Linked DNA regions of Mus musculus: region 2 is linked to region 1. The links are chromatin loops, found by intact Hi-C in ENCODE. Cell type or tissue: heart. All regions are shown on one strand.

The links. A loop is a pair of places that touch in the nucleus more often than their neighbours do. Peaks named below come from ENCODE experiments on the same cell type or tissue, not always from the same donor. Only the 100,000 strongest peaks of a DNase experiment are listed, where the experiment ranks them.
Region 2: it touches region 1 in a loop (7-fold over the local background); 12 of 42 quality-filtered maps call a loop at or near these places.

What each region holds. Positions count from the first base shown.
Region 1 is chr3:122,781,626-122,786,625 of GRCm38, reverse strand. It overlaps Pde5a (phosphodiesterase 5A, cGMP-specific), which reads right to left. Exons shown (of 21, transcript NM_153422.2): 7 at 4,992-5,000. Among named protein-coding and RNA genes, the nearest start is that of 4930447N08Rik, 18 kb to the left of the region's middle. In heart, a CTCF peak has its summit at 2,118 (motif pointing right); no DNase peak of the experiment used is centred here.
Region 2 is chr3:122,727,565-122,732,564 of GRCm38, reverse strand. Pde5a (phosphodiesterase 5A, cGMP-specific) reads right to left here and starts at 3,407. Exons shown (of 21, transcript NM_153422.2): 1 at 3,198-3,407. The coding sequence starts at 3,319. In heart, CTCF peaks have their summits at 2,091 (motif pointing left) and 3,628; DNase peaks (open chromatin) are centred at 2,444, 2,704 and 3,554; H3K4me3 peaks cover 2,954 bases; H3K27ac peaks cover 2,492 bases.

The DNA of each region.
Region 1 (5,000 bases):
TGAGTTGCAGAAGTTCACAGGAACCTTTGTAGGCTGATGTGAACCCAAGACACGCCTGGGACAGCAGCTACAAGCTACAGGGAAGGGTTTTGAAAATGTACAGGTATTAGGTCCTTTTGAGCCTTAATGAAATTCTATCATTACAGAAGAAGAAATTGAAGCTTCAGAGATCAAAGAAATCACACACTAGCTAGTATACAGCATTACCTGTAGTTAAATACAGTCTGAGTTCTACATTCCTCTGCTTGGTGCCTGTTATCTTTGCAATGGAATTTTTCTCACTTTAAATGTAGTAGGGAATAGGAACTCCACAGGAAGACCAACAGAGTCAACTAATCTGGACCCTTGGGGCTCTCAGAGTCTGAACCACCGACCAAAGAACATCCACAGGCTAGACCTAGGCCTCCCTGCACATGCAGCAGATGTGCAGGTTGGCCTTCATATGGGTCCTGAACAACTGGAGCAAGGGCTGTCCAAAAAGCTGTTGCCTGAATGTGGGATATGTTCTCCTAGTTGGGCTGCCTTGTCTGGCCTCAGTAGGAGAGGAAGCACCTAGCCTCACAGAGACTTGAAGTGCCAGGGTGGGGTGGGGTATCCCCAGGGGTCCCCACCTGCTCAGAGGAGAAGGGGAGAAGGGAATGGGGGAAGGATTGTGGGAGGGGTGACCAGGAGGGGAGCAGAGAAGTGAGCAAGATATAAAGTGAATAAGTAAAAAAATAAAATTTAAAAAAAAAAGAGAGCATAGGAAGTAGTTTTTCTTAAGTTGAACTACATTTGTATTTTTTAATTTAATAATCAATAACAAGTTCTAGCTAGTATATATAGTCCAAGACTAATATGAAGGAGAAAATCTATGTGTTTATCATTTCATAATTAAAAGGCACACTTATTTAAGAAAAATAAATATCACAAGGATGGAATAGCAGGACTAAAATGTCTCCTGAAAATAAAGGGTTAACACAATTCCAACATGAGCTCTGTATCACAGCACAGAAAAAAAAACCTCCCATCACCTGGAAGTGTACCCCACTTCTGGAATCTGGGGTGACAAGCCAACTCTAAAGTCACTACTAACTTCATCTTGCTTACATAACAATTCTAATAAAGATATACAAGGTTCACAGGAATAGTTGTTCACATTTTGATATCTAACATGTGAAAACTGTACTCAATGTTATTTAAGCATATAAAAGAAAATAATCTGAAAACAGCCCTGAATTTTTATCCTTTAATATTGTAGACAGGGTCTCTAGTCCATGTTGCCTTTGCACGTACTGTGGAGCTACACATGACCATGTGACCCTACCTCCTCACCATCTCCATCTCTGCAGTGCCAGGATTACATGTGTGTGCAAGCATACCTGGCTTATGCAGTGTTATCGATCAAACCCAGGGCTATGTGCATGCGTGGCAAGTAGTTTATCAAGCAGGTTGAATCCCTAGGCTCAGAACCCATGACTTTCAATCAATAGAGAAGAGCTTAAAAATAGAAATGATTTATTTAATTGTTAACATAAATTGTACAGCACTTCATCTCATAGATGAGTTCTGAACTCGCAAAATGTTTAGTACTGAGAAATAGAGAGTACTAAATCATTGTACCATTTGTAATCAATTAGAGAAGTATAAGATATAGATGTAATATGTATTATACTTTATACTATATAACAATACAATAAACATTAAGTGTCAATATCAACAACACTTTCTCAAAATGTTAAAGCTGTTAAACACCTTTGATCATTCAGTTGTCATAAAGTTAAGCCAGATAGCTAATATTATTAATAAACCATTTTCAATAATTTTATCTCATGAATAAATGGTCTTTTACTGCATTATTAGAGTAAAGGCTAACTTTGAAATGGTAGGGTAAGAAAAGCCATTGACAATGCATAGTTTCTATTGCCATAATATTAGTTTAAAAATCAGTTAGAATTTGTCTCTTTTAAAATAACCACACTAGCATATTTGTCCCTTATAAAAATATTTTATAAGTTACTTGGAATGGTAGACAATTATAAATGGTAAAGTATCTTTCATTTGGCCTACAGACAGAATTTATCAAAAAGAAACCAAACATTTATAAATCTTTGCTTTTGCTGTTTTAAAATGTATATTTACCAGCAGAGGTCACTATTTCACTAGGTTTGTCCAGCTGTCACTAAATATTAGAAGATATTGGTTGAATTTGTAGTGCAAATCAAAATGTCAATATGAAAATAATTAAACAGATACACGCTGCAGCATGAGTACAAAAGGTTTGCCTACATAACTTGTTTCATACTTTTGACAAGCATCATACCAACTCACTTTGTCCTGTGGAGTAAAGGCAATTATACATAATAGTGGATGCATAGTTACTCATATTTATATAGTAACAAAAGCAACAAAGTTGTTACAGCATCATAGAATCATCATATATATATATATAGCTTTTAAGAGCTGAAAAGTATGATAAATGCTTAACAACTTCTGGTACCTCATCTTGGTGGATTTCTGTTCTTTAGAATGGCAGGTAGGTCAATGGAATAGAATTGAGGACCCAGAAATGAACCCATACACATATTGTCACTTGATCTTTGACAAAGGAGCTAAAACCACCCATTGGGGAAAAAAAGACAGCATTTTTAACAAATGGTGATGGTTCAACTGGCAGTCAGCATATAGAAGAATGCAAATTGACCCATTCTGATCTCCTTGTACCAAGCTCAAGTCCAAGTGGATCAAGGACCTCCACATAAAACCAGAGACACTGAAACTTAAAGAGGAGAAAGTGGGGAAAAGCCTCAAACATATGGGCACAGGGGAAAAATTCCCAAACAGAACAGCAATGGCTTGTGCTGTAAGATCAAGGATCAACAAATGGTACCTCATAAAATTGCAAAGGCAAAGGACACTGTCAATAAGACAAAAAGGCAACCAAGAGATTGGGAAAAGATCTTTACCAGTCTTACATCCGATAGAGGGCTAATATCCAATGTATACAAAGAACTCAAGAAGTTAAACTCCAGAGAACCAAATAACCCTATTAAAAACAGGGCTACAGAGCTAAACAAAGAATTTTCAACTGAGGAATACTAAATGGCTGAAAAGCACCTAAATAAATGTTCAGCATCTTTAGTCGTCAGGGAAATGCAAATCAAAACAACCTGAGATTCTACCTCACACCAGTCAGAATGGCTAAAATCAAAAACTCAGGTGACAGCAGATGCTGGCAAGAATGTGGAGAAAGAGGAACACTCCTCCATTGCTGGTGGAAATGCAAGCTGGTACAATCCCTCTGGAAATCAGTTTGGCGGTTCCTCAGAAAATTGGACATAGTATTACCTGAGGACCCAGCTATATCACTCCTAGGCATATACCCAGAAGATGCTCCAACATGTAATAAGGACACATGCCCCACTATGCTCATAGCAGCCTTATTTATAGTAGTCAGGAGCTGGAAAGAACCCAGATATTCTTCAACAGAGGAATGGATACTGAAAATGTGGTACATTTACACAATGGAGTACTACTCAGCTATTAAAAACGATGAATTCATGAAATTCTTAGGCAAACAGAAAATCTCATCCTGAGTGAGGTAACCCAATCACAAAAGAAAACACATGGTATGTACTCACTGATAAGTGGATACTAGCCCAAAAGCTCCAAATAACCAGGATATAATTCACAGACTACATGAAGCTCAATAAGAAGGAAGACCAAAGTGTGGGTGTTTCGGTCCTTCTTAGGAGAACAAAATACTCAAAGGAGAAAATATGGAGATAAAGTGTAGAGCAGAGACTAAAGGAAAGGCCACCCAGAGACTGTCCCACGTGGGAATTCATACCATATACAGTTACCAAACCCAGACACTATTGTGGATGCCAAAAAGAGCATGCTGAAAGGAGCCTGAAATGGCCCTGCCAGAGCCTTACAAATACAGAGGTGATGTTAGCAGCCAATCATTGGACTGAGCTCGGGGTCCCTAAATAGAGGACTTAGAGAAGGGACTGAAGGAGTTGAAGGGGTTTGCAACACCATGGGAAGAACAACAATATCAACCAACCAGACCTCCTTAAAGATCCCAGGGACTGAGTCATCAACAAAGGAGTACACATGGCTCCAGCTACATATGTAGCAGAGGATGGCCTTGTCAGGCATCAATGGGAGGAAAGGTCCTTGGTCCTATGAAGGCTCAATAGTGCCCCAGTGTAGGGGAATCAAGGGAGGGGAGGTGGGAGTGGGTGGGTTGGTGGATGAACACCCTCATAGAAGCAGGAGGAAGGAGGATGTGATAGGGGGTTTCTGGGAGAAAGGGAAACTAGGAAAGGGGATAACATTTGAAATGTAAATAAAGAAACTATCTAATTTTTTAAAAAGGAAAAAAGAATATCCTAGCATTTGAGAGAACAATAATGTTTTTTGGTATGGTTAAAAAAAAAAATATTAGTAAGAACATTTAGTAGTGTGCCCTAAATCCACTTCACAATCTCCAGAAAGCACTTGCCAGACTGGGATAACTGCGTCTTATCCTCCATCTACAAACACAGCACATACTTTTCAAAATAAATACTATTAATAGAAAAATGAGTACATATTTAAAAACGGTGGAAAAGAGCGGGTACATAGATGTCTAAGATTAGGATGGTAGACCTCCTCCTGTTCCTAGGTAAATTCTCATGGCCGATTCCAACTTGGAATAGTCTTACAGAAAGCTTGCCAGGAAATCTACGATATTTCCAGATATGTAAACAGAAAAAAATGTAACAGAAGAGCAGTATTTGTGGTTCTTAGCTGAACGAGTTCATAAGAACAGAACAAGCCTGTGCTAACCAGAGTTCTGCTATAAGAAATAATTCTCTGTCGATTAACACCAGGGAAGGTATCCTAGGAAATACAATGGCCTTTGCAGGGCAAACAGCCTGTCACCTATACAGCTTACCCCAGACTAACAAAGCACTTCTTAGCAGCGTGCTCTCCTTGTGAGCGAGTCAGGGAGTGTACTTTACCTCGTTAAA
Region 2 (5,000 bases), 54 kb after region 1:
AAAATCACAGGACAACTTAATGAGACCTTATCTCAAAATAACAAATTTTTGAGTGCTGGGTATGATATAGCTCAATTGGCAGAGCCAGTGCCTTGCATACAGAAGGCCATAATTAATTCCCAGTACTGCACCAAAAGGAATAAACACAAAAAGCCAAGAAGAGAATGACAAAGAATCCCATATACAGGACCCAGAGACGTAACTAATTCAGCACAGCTTTGTGGTATGAAATATGTCACACTCCTGTGACAAAGACCTGTACAACTTCTGTTCCTGGACTTTGATCCAACCTGCCATAAAGCCTTTTAAGTCTCTTGTTTCCATTATATGCCAAATATTCTCAGGCTTTGGCCTGGCACAAAACAAAGCAATAAAACCCAACCACCTCACGCCTCCAAAACGAAATGACTTAAAACATCACCCACAATCATCAACCTGACCGGTAACTAATGAAAGGTAATGCTATTCAAATATGCTGTCAAGAATAACAACAGCTAATAAGTGGCTTCGGCACCAAGAAGGTCTTCGCTGTAAATGTCTGCATGTTAAAACCTCCAATTAATGCAGTCCTGGAGGAGTCTAAACTGCTTAGATTGGTGAGGGTGGAGATGTCCACTTGCAATTCACTAGGAAAACGATGTTAATTTTCATGCCAACAGATGATGTTATAACTTGTTCAACTTTCACACTCAAATTCATACAAATGGGCTGTGACGACTGAAAAGCTTCCGTTCATCCCTTTGTTCAATTCCACGCAGAAGGCCCTCAGCCTACATATTCCTAGATTGTTGTTCTTTATGTCAATAACTTTCTGAACTTTCTCCTTTTAAAAATATGAAGGCCTGAATTATTTTAAAGCATTTTACACTTTCATCTTCCAAATTGCACTCTTAACACACACACATACACATACACACACACACACACACGGACATGCACACAGCACACACATAATGTCCTAACTTGAAAAAGTCTTTTGGGGCCTCAGAATATCTAATTTTACAGTTAGCATTGTAATTGAGGCTTTAATTGTATTTTTATTTGTAATTTTAATTTCTACTTGAGAGGGGGAAAAATTAATAGTAAATGTATCAAAGGACTCTTTTTTACTTTCAACTACAATGTTGCTACTCTTTCAAGGTTTTTGGAAGGTTTAACAGTGCCCTAGCCTAGGACCACTCAAAAACCTCCAGTAAGCTATCCATAGTTTGTCTTTAAAGCGGAGAGGGTAAAACAAAGAACGGGTCATTTTTGCTGTATTTTTAGCTTTCAACTGTTAACAACAGCCCATCTAAAGAACATCTCCAAAGCATACTTTAAAACTCAGCCCTGCTCTCTGGCCCCTCCCCATTTTCTGTGCTCTAATTCAAAGGGAGCAGAGGATGGGAGTGTACAGTGAAAGGACACGGGAGACAGAAGGTCTCAAGAGTAACTAGTGACCCCTGGAAACTGGTGGTTCCCAGCAAGATAATTCTAGGTCGAGATGGTCTGTCTTGGTGCTTCGGCTCAAACTTCCTGTAATGTTTTAAAAAGAAACCGCTCTACTTTCTGTGTTATCATCCGATCCCTCTATGCTCAGAATTTGATGGGGAAAGGCTTAATAATGGGGGTGGGAGGTGAAAGGAGGGCTGGGTACTTAGAGTATATCTGGGCTGGAGAGAGCGCTCAGCCATGAAAGGCTAGACTCACAAGCAAAACGCCAAAACTGTCCAGAAGAGGCTCCGTGAGAAAAGAGAGAAAACTGACCCCCATGTAGTATCTCCGTGAAAAAGCAAGGTGAGACAAAGTCATACTGCCCGTCTATCGGGCGGCTTCATCTCCCGCAGGTGTGAGGGGTGCCCCCGCCAGCCGCTAACCCCCGCAGCCCTTCCCCAGACAAAGTGGCCAGCGGGATGTTGAAGGAAGTACCTCGTTTTGTCTCCAAAGGGCAACATAGCAAAGGTGGGGCGCTCGTTTGCGAACTCCTCGGATGGTGGACTCGGGAGACTCTGGGGGCCGACGGAGTTCCGTGAGTGCCCGACCGGCTCCCCTACTGCCCCCGCCGCCTCTTCGCTGCGGGTCGCCGGCTGCGGACCCCGCGTTGCGTCGCCCCCTGGCGGGCAGCGCCCGGCCGAGTGGCGGCCGCGCTCGGGCGAGTCCCCACCGGCTCGTCCACCATCCCCGCCCGGCGAGAGTCGCCCTCCCGGCTCGGGCGGCCAGCACCAGCTGCTCGACGGCCGTTGCCCCAAGGCGCCGGTGGCGGGGCTCCAGCCCCTTCTCCAAAGCAGAGCTGGTTAGTTCAGCCCAGATCGGCGCGCCGGAGGCAAGCGCGCGCGCGGGCTTCACGGCGACTCCTCGAGCTTCGGGGGACCCGCCCGCCACGCACTCCGCTCCACCCTCTCGTCCCTCCGCTCCACTCTCAAGTCTGCGCGAGCCCCGACTGCCCGTGCAGCAGTCGGATCCTAAAGGACAGGCTCCCTTCTCCACGCCCTCCGCAGCGGCCTCCCGGCGTTTGGCTCGAGACCAGGAAGAACTGGCCTCTGGGGTGCTCCGGGTCCCCGGGTCCCCGAGTCCGCCCGGGCCGCCTCCCTCCCGCCCTTTGTGTGCGCGCCGCAAAGCTCCGCGAAAATCCTCCTTGCGGCGACGCAGCCAGAAGAGGGATGACCAGAGGACTATTGGGGGACCAAAGGCGACAGTCCTCACTGGGGGCGACCCGGGCAAGCTGCGGCACCCAGGCTTCCCGGTGGCCTGGTCCAGACCCCCCCGGCTTCCCCGCCCCTCCAGGGTCAGAGCAAGCCGGGCAGGGGAGGAGCACGACCACAGGGACGCGCCCGCAGTGGTGCTTCCGGAGCCGCTGGGAAGGGGCTCTGGCTTGTTTTGGTTTTTGCTAAGCGGGTTTGGGAGGGAAACCGGGAGAGTAGAGGGGAGGGGAGAAGGCCCGGGAGAGTAATCTTGCTCCAGGGCCGGGTGTACGCTTTTGTTTTTAACTTCGTGGGCAAGTCCTTTCTAATCCGACGCCTCGCTTCTCAACTGTGCTCCCTTTAAGTAGAGGACTCCAGTCCGTACTGGGACCGAGAAGCTACTTCCGAAGCAAAGGGCCTGGGAACGGGGATTGTTTAATGTTGGATCGAGGGGAAAATTCAATGGTGGGGGAGAGAGATCAGCCTCAGGTCACGCTTCATGTCCCTGGCTGTGTCCTTTGTGGCTCCTCTTCTTACCTGGTGGCCTTTCTAATAAAGTAAGAGAAGGTAAAGTCCCGGTGATCATCCAGCCACGCTTCCACCCAGTCCGGGTCCCGCTGCTGCTGCGACCGCACGGAGTTGGGGCCCGCTCGTTCCATGGTGCTTGCCGCGCGTCTCTGCGGCTCGGAGGTGCCGGATTTCCACCTCTCTCTCTCAGAGGAGCAGGACAGTGTTCGAGACCCTCCCCTTTTGCCTTTATTCGTCCCTGCAGTGTCTCAGCGAAGCCACAGAGACGCGGGCCGGCCCCGGAGCTCGCTCAGCCCCGCCCCTCCAGGTCCCCGAGGTTCCCAGGTGGCGGGCGTCCTCCTTGGGGTCCCGCGGAAACCGGCTTTCTGCATCTGCCTCGGCGCTGACTGGCGAGCCCTCCGGAAGCCAAGTGGCCAAGGCTAGAAGGACTCCAGACCGCCGCTGGGGTGCGCTGTGGGCCGAGTCAGCTTCCCTCTATGCGCAAAGGTGACAGTGGGTGGATTTGCAATTCCCAACCAACCAACTCTAGGACAGAAAGATCACAGTGAGGACTCATCTACAGTCCAGAAGGCAAGAGGCAGGAGCTTCACTAGAAAGTGTGGGAAAAAGTTAACGTGATTGTTTTTCTTCGTTCTTAGTAGTACAGGGACAGCCCCACCTCACTTTTCTCCTTAAGCAACTCTTGGTGGAGAGGACCCAGAACCTATCTCCCTCACAGCAGCCCTCCCAGTGACTCCGGAAAGCACTCCAACCCTACAAGCTAGGGAGAGACATGAGGAAGAAACCGCTATGACAAACCTGCAGGTACGGGACACAGTGGCTTCCATCAAAACCACATCCGAGCTTAAGGCTAACATCAGTTGTAATCATTGATTCATACACCAAAGACCCTCCTTATGGAAGCGCAAGATTCGGTTAGACATAGGACATAAAAATGACAACCACCTGTCCTTGGCCTGTGAATTTTGAAGCTAAGACTACCTCTACACGATTCTGCTGACTTACGAACCCTAACACTAGCTACCCATGTACAACTGGGAACACCCAGTTAGCCTGATTTAAAATGAACTCATTTGTATTTAACTGGCATCGATACCTCAGAAATAGTATTGCCTTACATTGCTTATTGCTGTGATAAAATTCCATGACCAAAGCAACACATGATAAATTATATTAGATTTTAAAATGACAGTTCTCTCCTGATATGTTACTATGACATTAAATATGCTTAGCGAATAGGGAGTTTCCCCTTGTTGGTGAACCCCACCCCCACCCCATATCTACACATTCCTCCTACCAGGAAGTCACCTGATTTAAAACTGAACTCTGGGATAATAGCTAGAAATTGGGCCTTAACTGTTTGTGCCCGCTCCCTCCAAAGTTCATATTGACACTTCATTCTGGCTGAGTGGTTAAGAGTTCTTCCTTCGGGGGCTGGTGAGATGGCTCAGTGGGTAAGAGCACCCGACTGCTCTTCCGAAGGTCAGGAGTTCAAATCCCAGCAACCACATGGTGGCTCACAACCATCCATAACAAGATCTGACTCCCTCTTCTGGAGTGTCTGAGGACAGCTACAGTGTACTTACATATAATAAATAAATAAATATAAAAAAAAAAAAAAAAGAGTTCTTCCTTCACCCGACCCCCCCCCCAAGCTCCCAGGGACTAAACCACCAACCAAGGAGTACATATGAAGGGACCCATGGCTCCAGCCTCATATGTAGCAGAGGATGGCCTTGTCGGACATCAACGGAAGAAGAGGAGGCCCTTGGTCCTGTAGGCTAGGGCGAGTAGGCAGAAGTGGGTGGGTTG